Linked DNA regions of Homo sapiens: region 2 is linked to region 1. A link is an interaction called in ENCODE POLR2A ChIA-PET data of the cell type or tissue named here. Cell type or tissue: CD4-positive, alpha-beta T cell. All regions are shown on one strand. Region 1 overlaps CBLB (Cbl proto-oncogene B). Region 2 overlaps CBLB (Cbl proto-oncogene B).

Evidence for each region. ChIA-PET counts read pairs that join two places held together with the same protein. Peaks named below come from ENCODE experiments on the same cell type or tissue, not always from the same donor. Only the 100,000 strongest peaks of a DNase experiment are listed, where the experiment ranks them.
Region 2: POLR2A ChIA-PET joins it to region 1 with 5 read pairs; 5 of 35 experiments call an interaction of 5 or more read pairs at or near these places.

What each region holds. Positions count from the first base shown.
Region 1 is chr3:105,859,982-105,864,981 of GRCh38, reverse strand. The region is part of intron 2 of CBLB (Cbl proto-oncogene B); the gene reads left to right. Among named protein-coding and RNA genes, the nearest start is that of CBLB, 6.5 kb to the left of the region's middle. In CD4-positive, alpha-beta T cell, no CTCF peak of the experiment used is centred here; a DNase peak (open chromatin) is centred at 2,601; H3K4me3 peaks cover 357 bases.
Region 2 is chr3:105,744,145-105,749,144 of GRCh38, reverse strand. It overlaps CBLB (Cbl proto-oncogene B), which reads left to right. Exons shown (of 19, transcript NM_170662.5): 6 at 3,107-3,228. Among named protein-coding and RNA genes, the nearest start is that of CBLB, 120 kb to the left of the region's middle. In CD4-positive, alpha-beta T cell, no CTCF peak of the experiment used is centred here; a DNase peak (open chromatin) is centred at 1,984; H3K27ac peaks cover 2,445 bases.

The DNA.
Region 1 (5,000 bases):
TAAGTGTATAGTTAATATTTTTTTCTTATGAAGCCTCTTTGCAAGGGTAGATCTTGGAAGTATAAATATGAACACAAGCTTCAATTTCAGTGTGTTTCAGCTACCAATAAAGTAAAATAACTATTTTTACAGGGAATAATGAAGCAGTCTTGGGTTGTAGGGGAAATATCTAGTGAGTATGTAGTTTTACCATTTCTTGGCCTCTGGAATTTAAAATGGTCAATTGAAATTCTTTCCAATTAATGTTCTGTTTTCAGAGGGCAGGCTTTTGCTCTAAGGTCACTGAGAATAGGAGAGCGTAATTGCTCAGTTGTGTTCCTTATAAGATGTAGAGTGTTTTGTAACAGAAAATCAGTAGCACAGAGTTAGCATAGTCTATGTTTTGAGGAAAAGAATAGTAGATAGTAGCATATCCCAAAACATCCCATTACAGATTTTCTGGCCTTAGCTCTGTGTATGTGTAATTTGATAGCCGACCCAGAAGCCCTCACATCAGTGGATGCTTATTTGATACAGTGATAGAAGTATTAATCATGAATACATATCTAGGTTCAAGTGCGCCAGAATGAAATGTGGAGTCTGTTCTGAAGCTACTCAAGAGACAAGGTTTCTTAAACACTTAATAAACATTTTTTGAGGGCCTACTGTGTTTCCACTGAGTGCTCGTTACTGGGGATATGAAGCTAGACAAGACATAATCCCGCCTTTGACCTGTCAAGGAACTCAGAGAACAGTATCAGAGCCAAACACATAAATGGATAATTGCCATGTAGTATGGAAAGGGCTATATTACAAACCCCAAGTACAGTGGGAACAGAGTAGAGAACATCCTCCTTGTTTTTCTGGCCAGTGTTGAGACAGTTTTCTGTCTGGATTCTGCTGGCCATTGCCTTTTAGGAACAGCATTATTGTGTTCTTGTTGGAAATGCTGAGGTGAGAGTAAGGAAATGATTACTAATCAGTATGGTTGGAATGATAATTTATTAATGTGAGGTTCCTGAGCATGGTTTTCATAAGAATCTTAGCCAGGTGATGGAAAATAGAAGAAACAATTTTCCATCTAATAGATACTAAATGTACTGAGCATACATGGATGCTTAGGAAATTAGAAAATAATTAATTGATGCTGAAGAGCAAAGCACTCTGAGTACCTGCCTCAAATTTTTGTTTTGCTGTCCTCGTCATTTATTTTAAATTACATTACCAAAAGAATTTAAAAAGCATTTAGGAAGTGATGATGCCCAGTAGGCTTTTCCTGCCTTTTGCCCTCAGTCTATTTAGTACATTTTTCAAGCTTGAAATATAATTTACACTCCTTTTAATTTAATTGTGATCATAATATATTTTAAAGTTTGTCAATCAAGGATGCTTGGATTATATATAAATATTTTAAAGAATACAAGTCAACTTTCTTTTCTAAGCTGAGTTCCTCATATCTCTGAAAGATATTCCATGTGGACTAAGACAGGTTTTAGATGCCTGTTGTTTGTGTTTACTAAGTTGGAGACTCTTACATTCCTAGAGCCTTAAAACCAGGGATATCATTCATTTGAATTATACTTCTTGACGTATTTCCTTTTCCTCACTGAAGTTGTTCCACCTTAGCAGAATCATGGGTTGTGGTAGACTTGGTTAGGGGATAATAACAAATTGTCTGGACAGTTTTGTTTAGTACTCAGTTCAGTTTTGAATTTGTGTTGTGATAAATGAAGTGATCCCAAAGTTTGGTACATGACTTCTTAGAAAAGCTATTGATAAAGTGAAAGATTTAAAGGAATCATATGAAGACTTACCTTGGTTTATCCCTGTGATATAAGGCATTCATATAATGCAGGCCTTAATCAGTTAGTAGTCTTTTAAATATTACAGAATTTTTAGCATTGAGATTTTGAATCTATTTCTTTCTTCTTTTTAGAAGGTGCTTTATGTGCTATCTGTTGATTTCATCATTCATTTATCAAATCTCAACTATGGAAAGACAGACATTTCCAAATAGCTATGCCATAGAGTAAAATGTAGTAAGTGCTTTAAGGTAGTATAAATAAAGTGCTGAGATGTAGTACGTGGTAGAGGTGAACCGTTGCTTGCTAAGGGTGAAAAGTTGGTGTAGAATGAAGCATGGAGGAGGTGCTGGCCAGCTCATGGGTTGGAGTCCAGTGAGATGGAGGACATGTTAGGTTGAAGGAATGATAGATTGTTGAGTAAGAGAGGGGAAGTTAGGGTAAGATGATAGAGGTTTTGATTGCTTTTGTCAAATAATTTTGTCTTAATTTATTTGGTAGAAAACCATTGAAGGCTGTTAATCAGGGAGGGAAAACTTCAGGGCTGTGCTTTGATAGAATACTTACTTGACTCTGTAAAGCTTGAATTAAGAGAAAAAAACTGAAAGCAAGAGTAATGATCAAGAGGAATTAAAACAGTCTGGGCAAGAAATAATGAAATGCTGGCCTAGATACTTGGAAGTAGGTGTAGCAAGTGTTGGTTCAGATGTGGGAGGCATTTTGGAGGTAAAATCTACAGGTCTTGGTGACCCCTTAGAATTAGAGGATGAAAGAGAAGGTGCAGTGAAAGTGACTCTTGAGGTTTTCAGCCTAGTTGACTCCGAAGGCAGTGATGCACTTAATGAGGTAAGGAACGTAAGAAGGAAAAGAGGAAGTGTGCGGGTTAGTTTTTGGCCATGCTAAGTTCAGTGTACCAGAGTGAATTTCATTTAAAATCAGAAAATTAAGTGTACAGTTCAAGAGAGAAGTAGAAACAAGAGACACATATTTGGTAGATATTCTCATAGAGATAGCATTTCAAGCTATATAACTGTCAGAGATTTCGGAGGAAGAATAGAGGGAGCAATGCAGAGAAAAAGTCAGATAATTGAATTCTGGGGAGATTGAGGGGTGTAATTAAATACCAGAGAAGGAAAGAGAATCCTACATAGATTAGTGATGAGAAAGGTAGAATTAAACCATAATGACATCCTAGGTACAAACAGCTTTAAGAAGAAGATAAAATCTGAAGTTCTGATAAAACTAAGTTCAGATTCAAGTAGAGAAAACCAAACAGGGTGAAAAATTAAGAAGTCATTGAATTGTATGATTAGAGGCCATTATTGACCTTTGTGGAGCAGTTTAACTTATGTGATGGGGTGAGATTAAAATGAGTATGTGGATTATTTAAAAATTGTTCTAGAACTGTAACAACAATGAAAAGGAAGGGAGTTCTGTTAGCTTGAGGATTTGAACATCATTGAAATAACTCTGTGTGTGTGTGTGTGTATGTATGTGTGTGTGTGTGTGTGTGTGTATGTGTGCACACACCATAGGAGAGGTTCAAAGATTGGTGGGAAAAAAAAAAGATTGATGGGAAAGGATGTAGTTAGGGAATGGCCTAAGATGCAAGGGAAAAAGAAATAGTTGAAGCAGTAGCATTCTAGATTAAACTGTGGGAGGGAAAGAGTAGGAACAAGTAGAAGGGTTAATCTTGGCGAATAAATGTAACTTCCACTTACACAGGAGGAAAGCAAGGGAATATACAGAGAAGTTTTGAGGGAATTTGTAAATTTTATATTGGGTTGTCAGGAAGTGATTTAAGGCATAATATTTATAATGTTTAAACCATGTTTTTAATTTTTATATCATGAAATATGCAATATATGTATTTTAACTAGTCTTCTAGCATTTAAGTGGGTAAATAAGTAAAAAATTAAAATGGAAATCAATTCTCATCTTTAATATTAAGTTTATCTTATTATACACTTGCTGTGACTTAGAGGATGCCACAGTGCTATTTTTATCTACTCTGCTTGGGCATATATTAATAATATTATTACAATTTTACTAAAGGTTTTTTTTGTTTTTAAGTATTTGTAGGTTGCTAATTTTTTTCAAGTAATGAAAGACACATTTTGAAAATATCCAACACATTTTATAGGTTTTTAACATAGTTACATTTAGATGATTGTTGAGCTTATATTATCTTACAGTATCAATGAAAAAAGTATTAATAGTTATAATATTCTACCTGTTAAAAGATTTAAAAAAATATTAAAGCCCTACGTCTTTTCCTGAGAGCCTCTTGGGTTTGAAGAAACCAGAGGATTCCATGTCAGCTGACAGGAACACTGACCTGGGCTTAGCCTTATTTCCTGCTTTTCTGCACAGAACATTCCAGGCTTTTTAAGGGTTTTAGGCAGCATGAGTAACTTTATGAGCTAAAAGAGCTTCTAAAAATCATGATCCTCAACAAACTGTTCAGTGCCCTTGGTCTAATTTTCATACCTTTGCAAAATCTGCAGGGATTTTGCCTTGTGATGGAATGTAAAATATGGAAGGGAGAAGAAATATTAAGAAGGAGATAGGGCTAACTATGTTCTGGACACAGTGCATAGCACTTTACATTTCCTCTTGTAAGAATTATAATATCCTAAGAGGTTTCCCGAAGAAGAACCCTGCCCAAGGTTGTAAAGCTAGTAAATGTTAGGGCCAGATCCTAGGTTTGCTTGATTCTAATGTCTGTGTTCACAGTATGAAGAGTGAAGCACACTGCTCCATGGAATAATATGATGCTTCCTTTTTCCAAAGGAAGTAAATCAAAAGGGCATTTCCCCTCCTCCACTTCCATATTTGATATTATCAAATTCTTCTCCAAACTTTGTACTCATTTTTAGGCAGCTTTATTCAATGTAGTTGTGGATATGCTATTTGTAATATAATTTTCCTGAGAGGTTCGTCCTTACCTTGTTTGCTTCCTCCTCCTCTTCCTCCTTTCTGCCATCAAATATTTGTTGCACATCTACTATATGCAAAGTTCCATATTAGGTGATAGAGAGAGACCAATGAGAAAGACTGTTCTTCACTTTCAAGGAAGTTCCATTCTCATTTGGAAGAAAGAGAGTGAACAGAATACACAATTGATATTTTAATTACAACTAGTCAGTTCTTTAATGGTGCTTCTTAATGTCAATCTTCTGAAGACATCTTCGTGGAAAACCATAAAGGTCTTGGTAA
Region 2 (5,000 bases), 120 kb after region 1:
TTATAGAGAAGTAGATGGTTTAACTTTTGCTGATCTTTTATTTTTATAAAACTTTAAAAATTAAGTGATTTTCTTAAATGTATTATATTTATTAAATCCTTACATTTATATATTCTGTATGAAAATATGTTTTGCTAATACTGTGTGACTGCGGGAACATACATTCAGCTATAGCCATGATATTAGTAGTTAATTGGCAGTGACTTCTGACTAAATTATTGGGAGTGGGGTATTTAGCAGAAAGGGAACTGAAGGTGAGCAAGGTACACTTAGAATTTGGGGTCTGAAGTAGAGAAACTAGCAGAAGAAGGAGCCAGTGGGGGGGCAGGAGATGAAGTTGAGAATTGCAGAGGGAATGAAAGAAGTAAAAATGTTTGCTTCCTCTTGGCTTTCATTCTTATATGCAGGCAGAACCTGAACAAATACTTGGGAGTCACTGGAGGGATCTTACTGTGGTCACCTTCCTCATTTCCTCTTCTTCCTTCTTTCCTTCTCTTTATCCTTCTCTTTTCTCTCAAAGTCACTTAGAGATGCTGGAATCAGCACATGCTAATATTAGTCCTGGAAAGAAATTATAGGGATTTTGCTTCTCCCTTCCTTCTCCCTGGGGCTGTTGTTCCCCTTTTCCTCTATATCCCCACTGTTAGAAAAAATGGGGTCACTGAGAAATGGGGCACTACATTTGGGGGTAGCAGGATAAGGACGGAGTATTTTAGTAGAATATCCTATTGACTATGGAATGTGTAGCATCAATGGAATAGTGAGGAAAATCAAAGAAGAGGAAAGTCCTCAGTTGTAGTAAAGAATTATAGAGAGTGTCTAGGCAGACCAGCCAAGGACCCTCTTCCAACTTAAGTTGTAAGTCAGTAACTGGCTCTTCTTGAAAATAGTAGCATTTGGGAGAATGGAGGGACTTGTCTCCTTTATTCACTTCATTAATTTCTATAGTCATTTAAAAGTATCTAGATAATTTTATGTTCTTGTACACAAAAAAATTTCTTCAATCTGAAAAACAAAATAAAAAAAAGTTACTCTCCAAAGCACTTTGTTTTGCCTTTTTTAAGCCAGTAGTTGTCGAAATACTTTAAAAAGAAAAAGCACATAAGTACTACATGTTTCTGTTTTGAATGGGCTGCATACAAGGAAAACAATACACAGACTCATTCTATTACATAAATATTTTTGCAATTAGAAGCTGGCCCTCTGGATTATGTACTAAGAAATGGTTGCTGAATACTGTAGCAGTTGGCTCAAAACTCCAACTTAATTTTTTTACTTGTATTTTGATCTGTGCATTGGTGCTCTATAAAGTTTAGCATTTTTTTTCAAACACTCTTCCACTAATTTGTGTGGACTTTAATGGAAGTGACCCAAATATTTGTTTGGTATTTCTTTCATCCTTGTCCTTCATAGATGGGTAGAACAAAACAAAACAAAAACTAGGGTCTAGAATAACAGTTATTGCTCAGTTTTTTAAAATATATGCTGACATTTTCCAAGTAATGTTTAATGCAGTTTTTAGTCATGCATTAGGAAGAAAATTAAAAACATGCATTTTTTTCAACCTCTCATATTATTATTCTCTAGAGCGCCTTTCTTGCCCAATTAGGTATTTTAGTGTGATGGGGAAATACCCCAAAGATTTTTCTTGTTATGTTGAAAAAGGCTAAAAAACTTCATTATTACTAAATCATTCTTTGTTATCCTCATCTCAAGGGATATAATCCTTGCAGAATTCTGCCTTGTAAATTTGTAACTTGCTTAACAATAATGAGGAACAAGTCTCAAAACAAACAAAAGCAGGAACTTTCTACCAGTAATCATGTCTAGGATGACTGCTTTAACAGCTTTAACATGGCAACGTAAAAATACTTTTTTTTTCTTTTATGTAGAAGATTTAATAATCTGGCACATCAGATAGAGTATGCTGCCAGTTCCTTGGAATAAATGTAGCGTCAGCCTTAAAAAAATCGCAGAGATGATTCATCCACACCCTTGAGTAAAGTTGTCTATCACTGACTGCCTTTTTTCTCTTGCCCTGGTAACTGGAGAGACAACTAATCAGATTAAAGAGAGAATGATACAGTGGTACAAACCAAATACTTCTGTGAAAAGTTTTGTTTTTATGTAACTCACTTTTAAACCCTAAACCTTTCCTAAGCTTATAGTTCTGTACAGTTAAGCCAGATGTGACTACTGTAGTGTTAACACTAGCCTTTTACACAAGTCACTATTTAGAGGATCTATCTGTTCAATGACAATTATCCCTGGCTGATTACTATTATCTGACACTTGCATTGGTCCTGGCATCCCATGGGTGAGCAAGACAGGCATGTCCCTTGCCCTTATGTAGCTTATGGTTAATGTGTAACCTTTGCCAAGTCATGCAAGTTCTATGATATGGTTTCTTACTGTGTAAAATGAAGCAGTTGTTAACAGTTAACAGACATACAGGGAGGTGAAGAATATGGCAAGAGGTAACAATTTTAAATACACTGGTCAGAGAAGGCTTCATTGAGGAAGTGACATTTGGAGACAGGAATGAGATGGATATTTGGGGGAAGAAAATTCAAGTAAAGGCATCGGCAAATACAAAGTCTCTGAGGGGGAAGAGGGCTTTTTTGTTCAAGACAATAGCAGGCTGGAGAAGATGCAGAAAGTGGGAGAGTTATAGCAGATGGAGACAAAAAAGGGAACTGCTGGGGATCAAACCTTGTAAAGTCCTTCTAAGTGATATATGAGGACTTTGACTTTTATTCAAAGTTAGAAGGCTTTGAACAAAAGAATTATTTCATTTGTGTTTTACAATGGTCACAAGTGCCGTAGCGAGAATAGGCTGTGTAGAGAAGAGATTTTGTGGTTTTCTTTTTTGTTCTCTGTATTCTCTTCCTGAAAAATCTGTTTTCTGCCTAATCATATTTCTGTAAAGAACAATAGACTTGAACGTCTGCTGTTAAGTAACAAAGGTTGACCTAAACCACATAAGGTCAGATTAACTTTTAAAATATCCAAGATAATGTTAAGTGTATTAAATATGGTTCAGTATGTAATCAAAATATTTGATATTCTCTAGATACTAATCTCTTTTAATTTTTTTATTTTTTAGCCTTGGGGCTCTATTTTGCGGAATTGGAATTTCTTAGCTGTGACACATCCAGGTTACATGGCATTTCTCACATATGATGAAGTTAAAGCACGACTACAGAAATATAGCACCAAACCCGGAAGGTAAGACTTTTTAGCAGTAATATTATGTGATATATCCAAAGATGAAAAATTCTCCATGGTTTGTTCCTAAGTAAGTCAGCAATACCCGCTGATGGCATGCTTGGGAGGGGGCTAGAAAAGGTAAAAGACCAAAATGGTGCTTCTTAACATAATGTTTTAAATTGATACATTGTGCTTACTCTGAAACTTGGTATTCATAAAGTGAAAGGGGATATGGTCTCCTTTCTGTTTTCATGATATCCGTGTTTATGTGCAAAATTGAATGTATATATTTGAATACTTGAATACTGTGCTAAAGAACAAATAAATAGAACAGTCTTATGTTCATTACTTTAGGGTATTTTTAAGACATTCATTTAGGCTCTCTGATAAATATAAGTACATATACATGCACATGAACACATAAATATACATGTAAGTTTATGAACAAATACATGTATGTACATAAGCATATATAAACCTATTGTTATAATCAAAACCAATTTCGTGTCCTTGAAAACTTTTTTCATAATGCCTCGTGTTTTATTATAGCCTCAGAATTTATATTTTATTTTCCACATGATGAAACTAAATGAGACTTGGAGAGGTTGGTCAGCCCCTGTGGCTTTGGCCAAGAAATTACACCTTATTAATGGCAAATCTGGATCCAGAAAATCTGTCTCTTCCATGGTTCAGTGCATTTTCCCATGTATTTCATCTAAAAATGCATTAGGCCCATAGTAGGCATTTGTGCTATGGCAGGCAGTATGCTGAGTACGGCAGTAGGGATATTAGAGACCTGCTTGTCAGAGTCCTCACATTTCAGATGCTATTCTGGTATTCATTAGTGCTCTGATTTTCATATAGAGAACATTCCATTTTAGGGATGAATTTGGTGCTGGTTTTTAAGACTGCCTTTTTTTTCTAGTATCATTTTTATTTGGTTTATGGTGTATATAATGTTTGTACTTTATAACATTTTTGTTTTGTTTTGTTTTGCTTTGTTTTTGAGATGGAGTCTTGCTCTGTCACCAGGCTGGAGTGCAATGGCACAATCTCTGTTCACTGCAACCTTCGACTCCCTGGTTCGAGCAATTCTCCTGCCTTAACCTCCCAAGTAGCTGGGATTACAGGTGTGTGCCACCACGCCCAGCTATTTTTTGTATTTTTAGTAGAGATGGGGTTTCACCATGTTGGTCAGGATGGTCTTGATCTCCTGACCTCGTGATCTGCCCACCTTGGTCTCCCAAAGTGCTGGGATTACAGGCGTGAGCCACCATGCCTGGCCAAAACAGTTTTTTTTTTAAGTGCAAGCCAATAGTGCTGATTTTTTCTTCTCTGCCATTATGAAAATTTCCATATTTTTGTCTTTTTAAGAATTTATATAGTGTATTTGAAAAAGGAGCTAGTGAATACAAAAACAGTTTGGCTTCCACTGAAATCTTCTATTTAGACTAAGGAGAGTTAGTTCTCATTGTAACCATGAGAGAAGGTCAGTTATTTTGCATATTGACAGTGGTTTAGATGAATGATTTTCTTTCATTCAAGAATCTCTCATGACCAGATTTTTCCATAGTTTTTACTCTCTTGAATGACATCATATAAAGTATCTTTCTTGCTCTTGGCGTATGATGTGAAAAATGTGTTGTGGTTGGAATTATGCAGTCATACAAAATTTAACATGTGAGTTATTTGATAAATTTTCTTGTCCAATCATAGAAATAATGAGGGAACTGAGGCCTTTATTTTTGGTTTTGTTTTCTTGTTCAGTATCATGGAGAACATGAATTACA